Regions from separate parts of the Homo sapiens genome. Here region 2 is linked to region 1. Evidence: read pairs that join two places in POLR2A ChIA-PET (ENCODE). Cell type or tissue: GM12878. All regions are shown on one strand. Each heading gives the region's core, and the rest is flanking DNA. Links, peaks and the distances in the headings are about the cores only.

Region 1 (10,940 bases), core at 3,537-8,536:
CCTTTCTGGCCCCAAATTACTTTAGTGAGGCTACAAACACAAATTACTTTGAAATAAACGTGTTAAGTCGCTCAAGCCAAAACTTACGCAAACCTTCAAACCAGCCTAGCCCACGTAATTCTCTCTTCCCTTTCGGCACAGCTATCAGATGTGCCGTGAAACTTGAAGTACAGAAAAAGACACCAGCAGCTGTTCAGAGATGTTTTGCAGAACCTGTCAGTGTTCCCACCTCTCTACCCCTAAGGCAGAGCATCTCAACCCTGCTGCATTCTAGAATCACCTAGAGAACTTGAAAAGATACCTACACTTGTGCCCTCACAGATTCTGATTTAATTTGTCTGGCCTGGGCACAGGCATTAGCGGGTCTTCTGTTTTTTCTTTTTTTTTTTTTCCTTTTCTTTGAGACAGAGTCTCACTTTGTTGCCCAGGCTGGAGTAAAATTCACAATCTTGGCTCACTGTAACCTCTGCCTCTGTCTCCCAGGTTCAAGCGATTCTCGTACCTCAGCCTCCCAAGTAGCTGCGACTACAGGCGCACACCACCATGCTTGGCTAATTTTTGCAATTTTAGTAGAGACGGGATTTTACCATGTTGGCCAGGATGGTCTCGAACTCCTGACCTCAGGTGATCCCACCTGCCTCAGTCTCCAAAAGTGTTGGGATTACAAGCGCGAGCCACTGCCACCACACCTGGCCAGCAGGTCTTAAATGTTCCTCAGTTGATACTAATGTGCAGCCAGGGGTGAGAACCATTGTTCTAAACCTCTTAAAGAAATCGGGCCAGGCGCGGTGGCTCATGCTTGTAATCCCAGCACTTTGGGAGGCCGAGGTGGGCGATTCACAAGGTCAGGAGTTCGAGACCAACCTGGCCAACATGATGAAACCCCCATCTCTACTGAAGATACAAAAAAATTAGCCAGGCACGATGGTGGGCGCCTGTAATCCCAGCTACTCAGGAGGCTGAGGCAGGAGAATCGCTTGAACCTAGGAGGTGGAGGTTGCAGTGAGCTGAGATCAGGCCACTGCACTCCAGCCTGTGACAGAGTGAGAGACTCAGTCTCAAAAAAAAAAAAAAAACTAGGAAGCAGCTCCACACCACAAAAATAAAAAACCTTGCATGAGTGGAAGGAAACAGATGACGCAACCACCAACCAAACCTCATAATCTCCTCTACTCTCACCCATATCTCCCCACCTCCTCTTAAGGACTCAGCTCGTCTGTCTTTTTGGGGGTACGGTTGGTATCTAACCTGAGCCTCTAGAAATCCCTCACACTGGGCTCTGTAGTGGTGGCTCCCATAGGCACCACTCACACTATCTGCCAATGCCGTTTAAAGGAGCAAGAAAGAACTATTTCCCTCTGCTGGAGGAAATGAGTCTCTGAAGGATAGATGCCTTGACTAGAAAGTGGTGGATCTGGGAGAGGAGGCAGGCCTGTTTGTCTCCAGTGCCCATCAGCCACACCACCCCTCTGGGTTCACTCCGAAACTCACTTCTCCCCTGGCACTTTCTCTTCATAGGAAGGCCTGAAAAGAATGCTGAAAACAAGTGACCTGGCTGGAATCTACCACCACGCTACTTCTCTGCTCCAGGACCTTCCATGGCTCCCACTGGCTCACAGGGTAAATCCAAATTCCTCAGCCTAGCTTCCAAATTCTTCTACCACCTGACCAAACTGTCCTAACCCTTTCTTCCCATGCAAACCCTCCTCTACCCAGTCAGACTGTTTATAACCTAAATATCCCTTACTTATGCCCCTCTTTTCGCTGTTCTACCTATTCAAAATCACAGTGTCACACAGCACAACAGCTGCAGCCATAGGCAGCAGTCCACATCATCCTAGAGGACAGCAAGGTTTCTGAGGAAATTCTCATAGAATTCAGCTTGCAGGACTTCTGCTTAGCTCACTGGCCACCTGCCTGGCCACTTACAGTCCTTAATATTTCACTTAGAATTAGTGATTACTCCTTGCTCTGCTAAGTAGTCATTATTTACTGTCGTTTCATCTGCAGATTTTCAGTGCTAGAACCTACCTTTGTTTTGTTTCAATTTTTCTGCAATCTAATAATATGCAAAAACTGCCCCAAAACAAATGAAAATGTTAAGGGTTTTTAAAGGCATCTGAAGAATCATTACCGTATTAACCTAAATTTTGGCAGATGAATAAAGCCAAACGCATCTTCTTTTCAGCCACATGAAATAAATTTTGTTTAAAAATCTAATTCATAGAGACCGGGCACAGTGGCTCATGTCTGTAATCCCAGCACTTTGGGAGGCCGAGGCGGGCGGATCACGAGGTCAGGAGATCAAGACCATTCTGGCTAACACGGTGAAACCCTGTCTCTACTAAAAAATACAAAAAATTAGCCGGGCGTGGTGGCGGGCGCCTGTAGTCCCAGCTATTCGGGAGGCTGAGGCAGGAGAACGGCGTGAATCCGGGAGGCGGAGCTTGCAGTGAGCCGAGATCGCACCACTGCACTCCAGCCTGGGTGACAGAGCAAGACTCTGTCTCAAAAAAAAAAAATCTAATTCATAGAATCATGTGCTTTAACTTTAGCAAAAGAAGAGATGAAGCACACATTGCAAACACGCTTTGATCCCTGCAGTGAGATGAGCGTCATGATCATGCATGCTTCTCTTCTCCCTTCTCCGGGCCTTTTGAAGTCTACACTCTCCGCTGTGGGATGGTCTCCTGCCCTACCAGGAGAGCTGGTCTCCACACCGACTTCAAAGACAGCTGATGTTCCAGAGAAGAAAAACACTGCAAAGAAGCACTCCAAAATCCTTTTGACCTCAAACATGACTACAGAATGGATACAGCTTTTTAAATAGCCACTTCCTGCAGCATTCTATAGTATAATGACCCTTAAATGACACCCACGCAAATTACATAATTTGCTAAAATGGAAACCCAGTAATTCCATCTTACATCAAAGTAAAGAAAAAAAATACCAAACTTTAAAAATCTGAAGCTCAATTAAATAGTAATTAAAAACGAAATATAACTTTCACTTGTTCAATAATCCTCACAATGTCCTAAAACTCTACAAATGGATGAAGTGAACATGATCTCAGAGAACTACCCACTACATGTTTAGTAGGCTAGAATAGACAACAACATAGAAACTCGGATCCGCTGGAAATGATGCTTTTTCTTTGGGCTCTGGTATCTGAGGTGGCCAGCTCCTCATCCCTCACGCCCTTCACTGGCACTGACCTGAGTACCTGCTGGAGACTGAAGCGCTCCCTCCTGGGCCATGTCTCCTCTACCTTCCCCCTTTTCCACTGCCTCAAAGACAGGCCCCCTGGGAGCCCTTCTGGAACCTGAAGGAGGAGCTGGTCACTGTGTCATGATCAGCCACAATGTGCCATCCCTCCTCCATAGCACAGCCACAAGTCCCCAGCAGGGGAGGGCACACATTTTCCAGTCACAGAGATCTGGAACGAAGCCCAACGACTGCTTATTAGCTTTGCAGCCTAACTTCTCTGTGCTTCAGTTTCCTCACCTGCTAAATCACACCTTCAGAGTCATGGTGAATATGAAAGAAGACAGTATATTTAGAGCAGCCAGCACAATGGCCAGCTTTGTAACTGTTTTCTTCCCTGCTAAGAAAATAGCAAACACAAAGTGTCTGCAGGTGAGTATATCACGACTCTAATCAGCAAGCACAGAAGACGGTGGCAGCACTGTGAAGAGCACCCAGAAAAAACAAAAAGCAGCCATTCTCTTTAAATATGAGAAACAATTGTATCAGTCTCTGATTTCTAAGAAGGAGTACCATGACTCCAGCCTCTGTTGTCCTAGATTCTATGCCCACTTTTGGCTATTTTTTTTTTCCTACGTTTTTCAGGTTATCCTCAATGAGCATAAATTATTTTTACAATCAGGAAAAACAATTTTTGGAAAAGTTTCTCAGTTTGCTACACATGTAATTTAAAACATGATACTTTAAAATAAGAAATCCTGGCCAGGCACGGTGGCTCACACCTGTAATCTCAGCACTTTGGGAGGATGAGGCAGGTGGATTGCATGAGCCCAGGAGTTCAAGACCAGCCTGGGCAACATGGTGAAACCCTGTCTCTACAAAAAATACACACACACACACACACACACACACACACACACACACAAATAGCTAGCTGTGGTGGCGCACACCTGTAGTCTCAGCTATTTGGGGGGCTGAGGCGGGTGGATCACTGAAGCCCAAGAAGGATCATTTAAGCCCAGGGAGATGGAGGCTGCCGTGAGCCGTGATTGCACCACTGCACTCCAGCCTGGGCGATAGAGTGAGACCCTTTCTTGGAAAAATAAAATAAATTAAATAAGGAATCCTGAGTAATAAAGATTGAGATCATCTGAGCTTGGGTAAGAGCCTGGTATGTTATCAATGATAAATGCACCTTTTTTCCTTTGACAAGGGAGCTTTTGGTCATTTTACTACTCATCAGTACTTTCTGTGCTGGGGAGACTGGGAAAACAGAAGATGAAAGTAAAGTAAAGGAGCTCTTCTACTTGTAACAGGGCTGCTAAAGCATTTAGTGGGAGAGAAGCTTGAAACTATAGGCTGAAGTCAAGCTAGAAGTCCCTACTGGTTTTAATAATGGTCACCATCACTTAGGATAACGTACATATAAATCTATCCTTCCTACTCTGAGAAGGTTGCTGTGTCATCCTGAGACACTAGCTCCAATTTCATAACCAACTGTGGAAGTGACCACAGTACACATGCCATGCAGACACATATCTTCAGAGAGGGAGGTATAACTGCTCTGCTTATGGGGCACTTACTCTCTGCCTTCTAGCCCTCAGTTTACTCCATCTCCCAACAATGTCTGAAGGGAGGCGTCACTACATCTCTTATACAACAAAAACCCTGAAGCTCAGAGAGGGTAGATGCCTTAAACAAGGGCGCACCACTAGTATGTGATGAGAATAGACTCCACCCCAGGCCAGTCTGACCCAGGGGCACAGCGGTTCCTACCTTCTATGCCCTTGGACACAATACTTTCACATGCTCCAAGGACTCATTTTGATGAACAGAGTGCAGCTGGACAGGCAGAACCAGTCTATCAAGTCAGGGGGAAGCTGACAGGGTGAAGGGCAGAGTAAGGACAAGAACCCGGGCCTGGAGAATATGAGTTACTATAGCAATAGAGCTCTCAGAATACCACAACCACCTGGTTTTAATACCCCTATACTTTGCAGCCTACCTCCTACTACATGGACACAAACTGCTGGAGCTGAATGTAATGTGAGCACCACCTAGAAGTTATGTACAAGTAAGAAACTATTTTTTCTCCAAAATGTTAAGCAAGCCCCATAATGTACATTAGGCAGTTAAGAAGCAGTCGAAAGGAACATTTTTATAAGAACATGCCTAAAGTGGACATCAGGTTTATGTGATCCTCAGCAATTTGAATAGTAGTTAATTTCAGTTGTACAAAAACGGAACAGGGTCCTCCACAAAGCTGTTTTGCTTCTACACTGTGCTCCTGTTAAACTCCCCAAGGTACTAATAACGGTTGCACCTCAGTGAGCTTCCTTCCTGTGTGTTACTCTTAAAAACCACAGAGGCTCTGGGACTCAGTAGTCACAAAACCCCAATGGCTGCAGGGCTAGCAGGTTCTATCCGTTAAGCTCAGTCTTTCTCAACCAGTTCAGCAGTTTGAAGAGAGCAGTGACCTAAGGCTTGATATCCAATATGGTAGCCACTATGCACAAGGGACTACTGAGCTCTTGGAATGTGGATAGGGTGACGAAGGGACTGAATTTTTAGCTTAATTTTATTAGCCTAGTGGCTAAAATACTGGATAGTGTGCAGTTACAGACTGTTTATTTGCAGGTATAAACACAGATATTTATGAAAATGTGGCCAGGTGCTGTGGCTCATGCCTGTAATCCCAGCTCTTTGGGAAGCCGAGGAGGGTAGATCATTTGAGGTCAGCAGTTCAAGACCAGCCTGGCCAACATGGTGAAACCCCGTCTCTACTAAAAATACAAAAATTAGCCAGGCGTGGTGGCAGGAGCCTGTAATCCCAGCTACTCAGGAGGCTGAGGCAGGAGAATCGCTTGAACCGGGGAGGCAGAGGTTGCAGTGAGCCAAGATCACATCACTGCACTCCAGCCTGGGCGACAGAGTGAGACTCCGTCTCAAAAAAAAAAAAAAAAGATATTTATGAGAATGAAAGCATACTAAACATAGTGTGTTATGACTTGCTTTTTCTCTCACTTAATATAACATGGATCTCTCTCCATAACAACACATTTGGGATTTTATTTTTAATTTCTTTTGGAGATGGGGTCTGGCTCTGTCGCCCAGGCTGGAGTGCAGTGGTACAACCATAGCTCACTGCAGCCTTGAACTCCTGGGCTCAAGTGATCCTCCCACCTCAGCCTCCCTAGTAACTGGGGCTACAGGCATGAGCTACCATGCCTGGCAAATATTTTTAATGTCTGTATCTCTGCTGCCTAGTAGCCACAAGCAATATGTGGCTACTGAGCATCTGATATGTGGCTAGTCCCAATTGAGATATGCTGTAATTGTAAAATACACACCAGATTTCAAATACTTTTATGACAAGAGGAATGCAAAACATATTAATTAAAAAAAAGTACAGACAGGGTCTCACTCTGTTACCTAGGCTGGAGTGCAGTGGTGCAATCATAGCTCACTGCAGCCTCCACTGCCTGGGCTCAAGGGATTCTTCTACTCAACCTCCTGAGTAGCTGAGACTACAGGTATGCCACCACACCTGACTTTTTTTTTTTTTTAAGTTTTGTAGAGACTAGATCTTGCTATATTGCTTAGGCTGGTCTCGATCTCCTGGCCTCAAGCAATCCTCCCTCCTCAACCTGCCAAAGTGCTGAGATTACAGGCATTAGTCACTGCACCTAACATAGTAATAATTTTTATAATGATTCCATGTTGAAATTATAATATTTTGGATATATTGGGTTAAATATATTATTTAAATTAATTTCACCTGTTTCTTTTTACTTTTTTAACATGGCTACTAGAAAATGTAAAGTTACATATGTGGCTAGCATTATACTTCCATTGGACAGCACTGCCCTAAGGCCTCTGTCGTATGTAGTGAATTAACTCCATCCCTATGCAGCCAGAATGGAAGAACTGAGAAAACGGTCACACAAATCATTGTCTGGTTCTGTGGTTCAGAAGGAGACCACTAGCTTGTCCTCTTTCAACCAATGCTTAGTGGAGCCATCAATCAGGTCCACCACTCTGTAGGCCCTGACAACAGATCAGCTTAGGGATGGCTGCCAACTCTTACCTCTTTCATTCAAAGTTCACTAGTCAGCTGGGCACGGCAGCTCACACCTGTAATCCCAGCACTTTGGAAGGCAGAGGTAGGTGGATGACTTGAGGTCAGAGTTCAAGACCAGCCTGGCCAACATAGCAAAACCCCACCTCTACTGAAAAGACACAAAAATTAGCCGGGCACGGTCTCACGCGCCTGTAGTCCTAGCTACTTGGGAGGCAGGAAAATCACTTGAACCCGGGAGGTGAAGGTTGCGGTGAGCCAACTTCACACCACTGCACTCCAGCCTGGGCAACAGAGTGAGACTCAGTCTCAAAAAAACAAAACAAAGTTCATTAGCCTCATAGAAACCTTCAATCTTACTCTTTTTGCACCTCATTTTCTTCAACTACAAAACTGGGATAATAACTAATGCAATTCAAACTATCATGAAGGTAAAACAAAAATCTAGAAAAGTTTGGCAATTTCTTATAAAGTTTAGCCTATCACTCAGCAATTCCATTCCTAGGCATTCACTCAGGAGAAATGAAAAAATATATCTACACAAAGACTTTACCCAAATATTCATGGCAGCTGTATTTATAATAGCCCCAAACTGGAAATAACCCAAATATCTACCAACTGGTGAATGGATAACAAATGTTAAATCCATACAATGGAATACTACTCAGTAATAAAAAGAAACATATAACATCATAGAAGAATTTCAAAGCTTTACGTTAAGTAAAAGAAGCCAGACCAAAAAAAGACTATATTGTATAAGATTCCACTTATAGATGACATTCTATTAATAGAAAGGATTAAACAATAGTAACAGAAAGCAGATCAGTAGTTCCCAGGGACCAGAAGGAGGGCAGGGTCTGCAAAGGGGCACCAAGGAAACAACTGGAGCGATGAAAGTGGGTGTGTATATATATATTTGTCAAGATTTATCAAATTGTATACTTAAAATAGGTGAATTTCATTGTATGTAAATTTTACTTCAACAAAGTTGACCAGAAAGAGAGAAACAGAGAGAGAAAGAATTATCTAATCCCTTGAGCCCAGGAATTCGAGACCAGCCGGGACAACATAGTGAGACCTCGTCTTTATAAAAAATGAACATGGCCGGGCACGGTAGCTCACAACTGTAATCCCAGCACTTTGGGAAGCCGAGGCAGGTGGATCACTTGAGGTCAGCAGTTTGAGATCACCCTGGCCAACATGGTGAAACCCCATCTCTACTAAAAATACAAAAAAATTAGCCGGGCATGGTGGCACGCGCCTGTAGTCCCAGCTACTCAGGAGACTGAGGAAGGAGAATGGCTTGAACCTGGGAGGCGGAGGTTGCAGTGAGCCGAGATCGCACCACTGCACTCCAGCCTGGGTGACGGAGCCAGACTCCGTGCCCCCCACCCCACCCTCCCAAAAAAAGGACACAATTAGCCACATGTGGTGGCATGAGGCTGTGGTCCTAGTTACTCAGGAGGCTGAAGTGGGAGGACCGCTTAAGCCCAGAAGGTTGAGGCTACAGTGAGCCAAGATCACGCTACTGCACTCCAGCTTGGTGACAGAGTGAGACTCTGTTTCAAAAAAAAAAAGAAAAGAAAAAAGAAAAATAATTATAGAATTACTATAAAGCACTTGGCTTGGCACATAGTGAAAGCTTAAACAATGTCATCTATTATGACAAGTAACACTCCCTTTTCAGTATTACTCAAGGTGTCTAAAACCAAACAGACTCATCATCTTCCTGGGAAAACCAGCTACCCTTCATCTACCTTGTACTACTTCTCTAATAATTTCCTGATGCCTCTGTTTCCCTTGTGGCCTCTACTTGGCAGACTTTTCCTCTATTGTGTTCCTCCCCTCTCCCTGCCATAGACCTGAGCTGTGGCCTCTCTAACTTCACTGTTCCATTAGCATCCTTGACTCTCTTCTCTCCTTCCTTCACCCTTTCCACTGCACCTTGCACACAGACAGCAAATTAAGCTTCCTAAAATGCCACTTTTATGAGCCACACCTCCACCCAAACCCCCCCTCACTGTTGTTCAGATTCCTTAGCCTGGCATCCAAGAGGCCCCACAATTGGCTCTAACCTTTCTTTTCCATCTTTTACCCCACCCCAGAATCTTCACCAATAAACCCAGTTGGAATGAATGAACAAAGAAGGCAGGAACCAAGTCTGTCTTGCTTAGACCTGTACCCCAAGTGCCTAGGCCATGCCAGGAACACAGGGCATACTCACAGCAGTATCTGCTGAATGAACTAATGAACTCCTGAAGTCTACAAATGCAACCTTGACCTCAGAGAAGAATCATTCTTCAGATTTTTAAACTGAGATCCTTATGGTGGGTTACTAAGAGTCTGGAAGAGGATGAACAACGAGGTGCCCCAGAAGGTGTTTCAGGATATATACGTTAAAGGCTATAAGGCTTCTGTTTCTACTTTTCAAAAATAATAACTTAAATATCGATAAAACAATAACATAAATATTTTTTCCCTTTAACCTAGAATAGAGTAGGAGCTTCCAAATGGGCACACAGGAAGCATGGGATGAGTTGTGGAAGTCATGAGTATGCTCATAACTCAGTTGGTTTATCACAGTTTTTACCATTACACAGTATTTTAATTGACTTTGCTCTTAGTCATATATGATTTCATTTACATCCATAATAAACCGCTGACTAAATGTAGGCTCAAGCAATGCCAATGACAAAACACATGTTAGTGAGAAGTTAGTGAGAAATACAAGTGAGAATTATCATAAAAACGGTAATTCTACAAGTTGTCTGAAGATGCTGTTTCTCAGGGCCTTAAGTTGTATTCCTCTGAACACAATTTAAAAATATATATAGTTCAGATCCCAAACAATTTTTAGTAATATACTGATCTAAATAAAATATTTTTATATTTAAAATAACTTCCAGAGAGTCTGTACCATTCCCTATTACTATGAAAGGAGTTTGCAAGTTAGAAAAGGCTGAGGCATACTGATTTAGAACGTTTTCTCTAAAATGCTGGCTCCTCTGTTAACCACTCCGAGTTCCCTAAGCCCCAGGGAGGACCTGACCAGCCTCTCCCCTGTGCCCTGCTCTCCCAGGCAGAGGGGCCCTTTAGTACTTTGCTTCATCTTTGCTTTTGTGGCTGCTATATTGACTAGGATGTCAGCTCCCTGCTTCATTCATCTTTTTATCTTAATAGGCAGTACAGTGCCTGGCACGCAGAAGACTCTTTTTAAGTATCTGTTAATGTTCCTGAGATCAAATGTCTATGTACTGATGTTGGAACCCCTTTAGGGATTAACAAAAACTGAGAGGGGAAGAGCTGAAATGGGCATTTGCTGGGGGCTGCCTCCCTTCAGGTCTGGCCTCCGGGAGCTCATGGCTGAGCCCTATGGCCTGCCCACTTGTTTTTTGTTTTGTTTTGTTTTGTTTTGAGATGGAGTTTCACTCTTGTTGCCCAGGCTGGAGTGCAATGGTGCAATCTCGACTCACTGCAGCCTCCGCCTCCAAGGTTCAAGCGATTCTCCTGCCTCAGCCTCCTGAGTAGCTGGGATTACAGGTGCCCACCACCATAACTGGCTAATTATTTGTGTATTTTTTAGTAGAGATGGGGTTTCACCATGTTGGCCAGGCTGGTCTCGAACTCCTGGCCTCAGGTGATCTGCCCATCTTGGCTT
Region 2 (6,268 bases), core at 1,269-6,268, 150 kb after region 1:
TGATCTGCCCCTCTCAGCCTCCCAAAGTGCTGGGATTACAGGTGTGAGCCGCTGCACCTGGCCATCTCAGCAAGAAACACTTAATAGGGACTTTTGAACAAAAGCCATGTCTGGGTCTTGGGCAGGAGCAAGATGAGATGGTAGATCCTGGTGCCATCATCCCCCAGGCTCTGGGCTTATCCATCATAGGGAAGGCATGTGTAGGACAATTGTAGGGACAGGCAAGAATCCATGTCAGTCTGCCTAAGGGCTTCCCTTATAGTAAGGGAACTGAGTGGGGGACCTGCCTGAGTTACCCAGCCAGGAAGTGGCCAAGCCTACCTTTGAACTTGCGTCACATCTGATCTCATAGCCAGTGCTCTATTCTTTGTCATCTCAGCCTTCCTTGGAGTGTCCCCAGTCAGGTTTATGGGAGACTGAGGGGACAGGTTTGTGGGGGACTGAGGGGACAGGTAGGCTCCAGTCATCTCCTCCACAGTCAGTCTGGGGCGAGTCTTTTCACCACCAGTGGTCTTGGCACACCCCAACCTATCTAGACTGTCGCGGACTCCAAGCAGAGCCAAGCCTGTTTGTCTCTTTATCCCCCACAAGCCAGGATGGGCCTTAGTCACTTTGCAACTGAGTCACCACAAGCAGTTTGCTAACTCAGGACTTGGCAGGCTATGTTCAAAATAGGGCCAGTCTCCCCAAAGTGGAAGCCCGGCAGAACCTACTGTTCACACTCCTGGGGCCCCAGGGGCTAAGTCTGCCTTAGCATACTGCATCTGAAGTCCCAGGAATTTCTGTAAGGTCTAAGTTGGCCCCTAAATACCCCTTCTGCTTTTTTTCCAACTGAATCTGAGAATATGCTGCAGCTTTAGACATGCCCTAGATCTTTTTGTGAGCAGATAGAGTGAAATTATGTTAGGCTCTGCCCAGAGTGGAGTTATCAGCAGGTTTGGTAAACACACAGAAAGAGTCCGCTTTCCCTGGTGCAGGTGAGGGGCAAGGTCAATGGGACTTCATGGCTGTATCCCCAGCACCCAGGATATAAACAACAGTGAATTGAAATCGTGGTCCCAAAGCTTGTAAAAAAATGCCTGATGGCTTTCAGAGGAGAGAATATTCCTGCTTATCATAAATGCTCAGGAGTGGTTCGTGGACACGGACAGGTGGCCTGATGACATTTATTCCACCAGAAAGCATGAGCTGCAGCTGCAGCCATGGGCATGAGCGGGGTCAGGGGCTGATTCTGGCCAAGATTGTCTTCTAGGGTCTCAGTGGCCTCCCACAGGTACAGGCCAAAGCATGCGGGTTTTGGGGTGAGTTGGATCTAGGTTCAAATCCCAGCTTTGGGCTTGCAAACCATAGAAAGGGGGTAATGATAACACTCTCCTCATAAGGCAAGAAATAATGGCTGTAAAGATCGTGGCAGATGCCACATTCCAGCCAATCAATGGTGGCTCCTCTCATTGGACTCAAAGGTTATGATGAACAGTGGCCCTTCCACATGATGCCATTGGGCGTATGGAGGCAGATTGGAAAGAAAGGAACATGTACAGTAGGGGAATGTTTACTCTTCAAGATGCAGTGTTAAATCTTTGTTTTCTAGAAATTCAAGGAGAGGCATAACGTACAACTATGTGATTAGCTCTCGGCTTGGAAGAAACACATATAAAGAACAATATGCCTTTCTCTACAAGTAAGTATCACCTATGCTCCCTGGAACATGGCCACCAATAAATCGTGAATTGAATCAAAATGCATGTCTTTTCTTCAAAACCAAATTTTGATTTCTAACCAATTCTCAGTGTTCATCAAAATAATTGCTGTCAAAACTAGGGGCCTATGCAAAGTATTGACTCTTCAAGCTGAAAACACAAGGGGTCTCCAAACACCTAATTTGTTGGTTGGCTCCATGGTTGGCAGGCCAGGTGTTCTTTACTCCTCATAGTCAAGTCCTGGCCCAGGGCTGGAAAGCTGAGGTTCTCAGCACAGCTGATTCCTGAACTTCGTATTCTTTTCCTCTTCCTGCTAGTAATTTCTTAAGTCTGAACATTAACTTTTGGGTGCCACAGATAACTAGTATGGCTCAGATCTTCAGCTCCCAGATTCGCAACAGCTCCCTGGCTGTTGAGAAGAGTTGACTTAGCCTTGTTCTCAGGAAAACGATCCTGTGCTTGAGCCTGCTCTGGCTTCTGAGAAAGCCATGGGAACCTACATCTCTGCTTCATGAAAGTAGTAAGAAAAGGGCTGACTCAGCTGGGAGGACTTCCTTTTCCTTCTTATAGGGAAAAGCTGGTGTCTGTGAAGAGGAGTTATCACTACCATGACTATCAGGATGGAGACGCAGATGTGTTTTCCAGGGAGCCCTTTGTGGTCTGGTTCCAATCTCCCCACACTGGTAAGACCCACACAGGCCTTTCTGTCTGGGACCTCCCCAACGGCCCATGAATGCGCAGCAGCCTTGAGCATGAGCCCATTAAGGAGGCATTAGGCTGGATGTGACAGTGCATTGCTTCTAATACTTCAATGTAGACGATGCAGTTCAGTGTGATGGCACCAGGCTTGCTTCTCAGAATGCCATGACTCAAGACTTCCCCAGCCCAGAACCCACTTTCTGGAAGCAATGGTAGTCCACTCTCTTTGGAGAGTTTAGGCTCATGGAAATTGTTTTCTGCAATTCCTTGGTACCTGTCAAGTACAACTCTTCCTTCCTTTTTAAAAATCCTGGCTGGGTGCGGTGGCGCATGGCTGTAATCCCAGCACTTTGGGAGGCTGAGGCAGGTGGATCACCTGAGGTCAGGAACTTGAGACCAGACTGGCCAACATGGTGAAACCCCGTCTCTACTAAAAATACAAAAATTAGCTGGGCATGGTGGTGCGCACCTGTAATCCCAGCTACTCGGGAGGCTGAGGTAGGAGAATCACTTGAACCAGGGAGGCAGAGGTTGCAGTGAGCCGAGATCGTACCACTGCACTCCAGCTTGGGCGATAGAGTGAGACTCTTGTCTCAAAAAAAAAAAAAAAATCCTAAGCAATGGCTTAGGTGAACCCCTAGCCTAGAGGCTCACTCTCCCTCCAGTCACTGCATCGCAGACTCCTCCACAGGCCGCAGCGGGTGAGGAAATCCAAATGGATTGCTCCCTGAACTCTAACAACAGTACTTGTACTGGCCCCTGATTAAGTGCCAGCCTCCTGTAATCCTTGCAATGACTACAAGGTAGGGAGTAGGATTATCTCCACTTTACATTTCAGGAAACTGAGGTTTAAAAAGGCATGGAGTCACCCAGCTACTGAAATGGACAGGCCAGGGTTGTAACCCAGGCCACCACCTCAGGAGCTCATGTTCTTTTTTTTTTCTTCTGTTTTTGAGATAGGGCCTTGCTCTGTCATCCAGTCTGGAATGCAGTGGCATGATCTTGGCTCACTGCAACCTCCACCTCCTGGGCTCAAGCAATCTTCGCACCTCAGCCTCGCAAGTAGCTCAGACTATAGGCATGCACCACCACACTCAGCTAATTTTAAAATTTTTAAATAGCGAGATAGGTCTCGCTATGTTGCCTAGGCTGTTCTTGAACCCCTGAGCTCAAGCCATCTGCCTGCCTTGGCTTCCCAAAGTGCTGGGATTACAGGTGTAAGCCACTGTGCCCAGCCAGTGGTTAACATGCAGTGTTATGCAATGCTCGATGGAGTCAAGAATCAAATATTTTTTCAGTACCTACTATGTACCAGGCTCTGTTGAGGGCACTGGACAAGACAGAGGAGGTGACATTGGGCTGTGACCTGAAGAAGTCAGCCATACAGAGGGCTGGAGAAAGGGCATTCCACATGGAGGGCACAGTGAGCACAAAAGCTCAGAAGTGGGAAGGAAGCTGGAATATTTAGGGGGACCAAAAAGAGGATGGAGGAGTGCAGTGGAGGCCTGAGGAGGAGAGCTGGCAATGAGGACACGTGGGGCCCTGGATGCAGCCTGCTGGGCTGAGTTCTGGCTCCTCTCTGTGTGACTTGAGCAGTGACCGCCCCACAGCCCGTGTCTGTTGAGGTAAGAGTGGGAATCCAGGCTGAGAATGAGGGGAAGTCCCAGGAGGAGCTGCTCAGAAGGCGACAGCTGCTGTTAGCAGGTGGGCCAGGAACGGCTTCTGAGGCTCGCGCACATTGCCACACTCAGGCTCTCAGTCCTCCAACGGTGGGGGAAGGTTTTCAGACACTTCACAAAAGTCTTTCGTGAAGACCATGCTAATTTTTAAATAGCTTTTTGGAACTTTTGTTCTTAATTACAAAGGAGTATAAACTGACAAGCCTCATTTTTTTTTTTTTAGACAGAGTTTCACTCTTCTTGCCCAGGCTGGAGTGCAGTGGCGTGATCTAGGCTCACCACAACCTCTGCCTCCCAAGTTCAAACGATTCTCCTGCCTCAGTCTCCCAAGTAGCTGGGATTACAGGCATGCGCCACCACCCCCAGCTAATTTTGTATTTTTAGTAGAGACAGGTTTTCTCCATGATGGTCAGGCTGATCTGGAACTCCCGACCTCAGGTGATCCATCAGCCTCAGCCTCCCAAAGTGGTGGGATTACAGAAGTAAGCCAACACGCCTGGCCAATTTTTTTTTAACTAGAAAATGTGCGACTGGGCTCGGTGGCTCATGCCTGTAATCCCAGCACTTTGGGAGGCTGAGATGGGTCAGTTTATACTCTTTTTGTAACTCCCAGCTGGGTGTGGTGGCTCACACCTGTAATCCCAGCACTTTGGGAGGCTGAGATGGGTGGATCACCTGAGGTTGGGAGTTTGAGAGCAGCCTGACCAACATGGAGAAATCCTGTCTCTACCAAAAAAAAAAAAAAAAAAAAAAAAACAAAGCTAGCCAGGCATGATGGTGCATGCCTGTAATCCCAGTTACTTGGGAGGCTGAGGCAGGAGAATCACTTGAACCTGGGAGGCAGAGGTTGCAGTGAGCCGAAATTGTGCCATTGCACTCCAGCCTGGGCAACAAGAACGAAACTCCGTCTCAAAAAAAAAAAAAGGAAACCTTTAAAAAAAAGAAGAAAATACAACCATAAATATATGCAATTTTTCCTGTCAATTAAAAAAAGAAAGAAGAGGGATAAAATACATCAGAAACAAAAGAAAATACAGATTTGCCACACACACAAAAAGGGGAAAATAAAAGCACTCACAATGCCAGCATGGAACACAGTTGTTATAAGTAAAATGTTTATTTAGAAACAGAATGCTTGTTCCCTGGTACTGCAAGGAAAAATCAACATTCAGATAAAAAGTTTTCTCAGCAAGCCAATTTTACTTTCTGCAGAAAGGGTGCTCCTTGCAGATGGAACAATGGCGAGAGCACACCTGAATAAAGGAGGGAAGCAATTTTTATCCTTTACTCAGCTTGTCCCTGCTACTGTGTCCTGTCTCTCTATTGGCTGGAGCCAGACCACACAATCTAAGCTAACCCGACTGGCTAATAATTTAAACCTTTCTTAAATAGGTAAAGGCAAGGGAGAACAAAGGAAAAGAGGAAGTTGCTTATGCCAAATAGGGAAGGGGCAAAGGCTGTGAGCTGGAATGTGCCTGCGAGCTGGAATGTCCAGCACAAATATCTTGGTTAAGGTACAAGGACATAGAATGTACTATGTGCCTGTGAGCATGTCTAACAGCTACATAGGATAGAGCTTAACAAAGAGTTATTAGCACAAAGCAAGGAGACTTGAAGGAAGTTAGTCTTTAAAGGAAACTATTATTTCTAACACTTATGATTTATTCTTTAATAAGAAGGGAAACTTTGAAGAGGAAACTTTTTTACTTTCTACAACAGTCTACCAGCTTTCTCTTAGCCATGAAGGGCAACTGGGAGAAATGAGTCTTTCGTGTACTAAAAATAGGCAGCCTAATGACCCCAAGATCATTAAAATCTCGGCCACTGGCTGGACCCTCTGGGAACTGGGGACCCAGATAATGCAGCCTGTGCCTTCTGGAGGGGACAGCTGGTTTCCCTCCAGCAGTGTTTATGAGACCTTGACAGGGGAAGTGTGTGACCCCCGCCTCTTTCCTGTTTCTCAGCTGTCAAAGACTTCGTGATTATCCCCCTGCACACCACCCCAGAGACATCCGTTAAGGAGATCGATGAGTTGGTTGAGGTCTACACGGACGTGAAACACCGCTGGAAGGCGGAGGTGAGGACTGCTGTGTCAGACGAATTCCCATCTAGCAGGGGCAGGCTCTGGTCCCTGAGTGGGATGAGTACCTCTCCAGGGAGGGGGAGGAGGAAGGGCATGTGCAGGCTACC

What was found. ChIA-PET counts read pairs that join two places held together with the same protein. Peaks named below come from ENCODE experiments on the same cell type or tissue, not always from the same donor. Only the 100,000 strongest peaks of a DNase experiment are listed, where the experiment ranks them.
Region 2: POLR2A ChIA-PET joins it to region 1 with 5 read pairs; 4 of 35 experiments call an interaction of 5 or more read pairs at or near these places.

Annotation. Positions count from the first base shown.
Region 1 is chr3:58,344,585-58,355,524 of GRCh38, reverse strand. All of the region lies in intron 1 of PXK (PX domain containing serine/threonine kinase like), which reads right to left. It overlaps LOC105377106 (a long non-coding RNA gene), which reads left to right and starts at 1,182. Exons shown (of 3, transcript XR_940876.3): 1 at 1,182-1,230; 2 at 1,519-1,620; 3 at 2,556-2,998. RefSeq lists an enhancer at 5,740-6,019. In GM12878, for the core only: no CTCF peak of the experiment used is centred there; a DNase peak (open chromatin) is centred at 5,514; H3K4me3 peaks cover 1,157 bases; H3K27ac peaks cover 2,873 bases.
Region 2 is chr3:58,200,884-58,207,151 of GRCh38, reverse strand. DNASE1L3 (deoxyribonuclease 1L3) reads left to right here. Exons shown (of 8, transcript NM_004944.4): 3 at 1,592-1,681; 4 at 2,271-2,383; 5 at 6,043-6,155. Among named protein-coding and RNA genes, the nearest start is that of DNASE1L3, 7.0 kb to the left of the region's middle. RefSeq lists an enhancer at 161-240. In GM12878, for the core only: no CTCF peak of the experiment used is centred there; DNase peaks (open chromatin) are centred at 4,095 and 6,010; H3K27ac peaks cover 1,881 bases.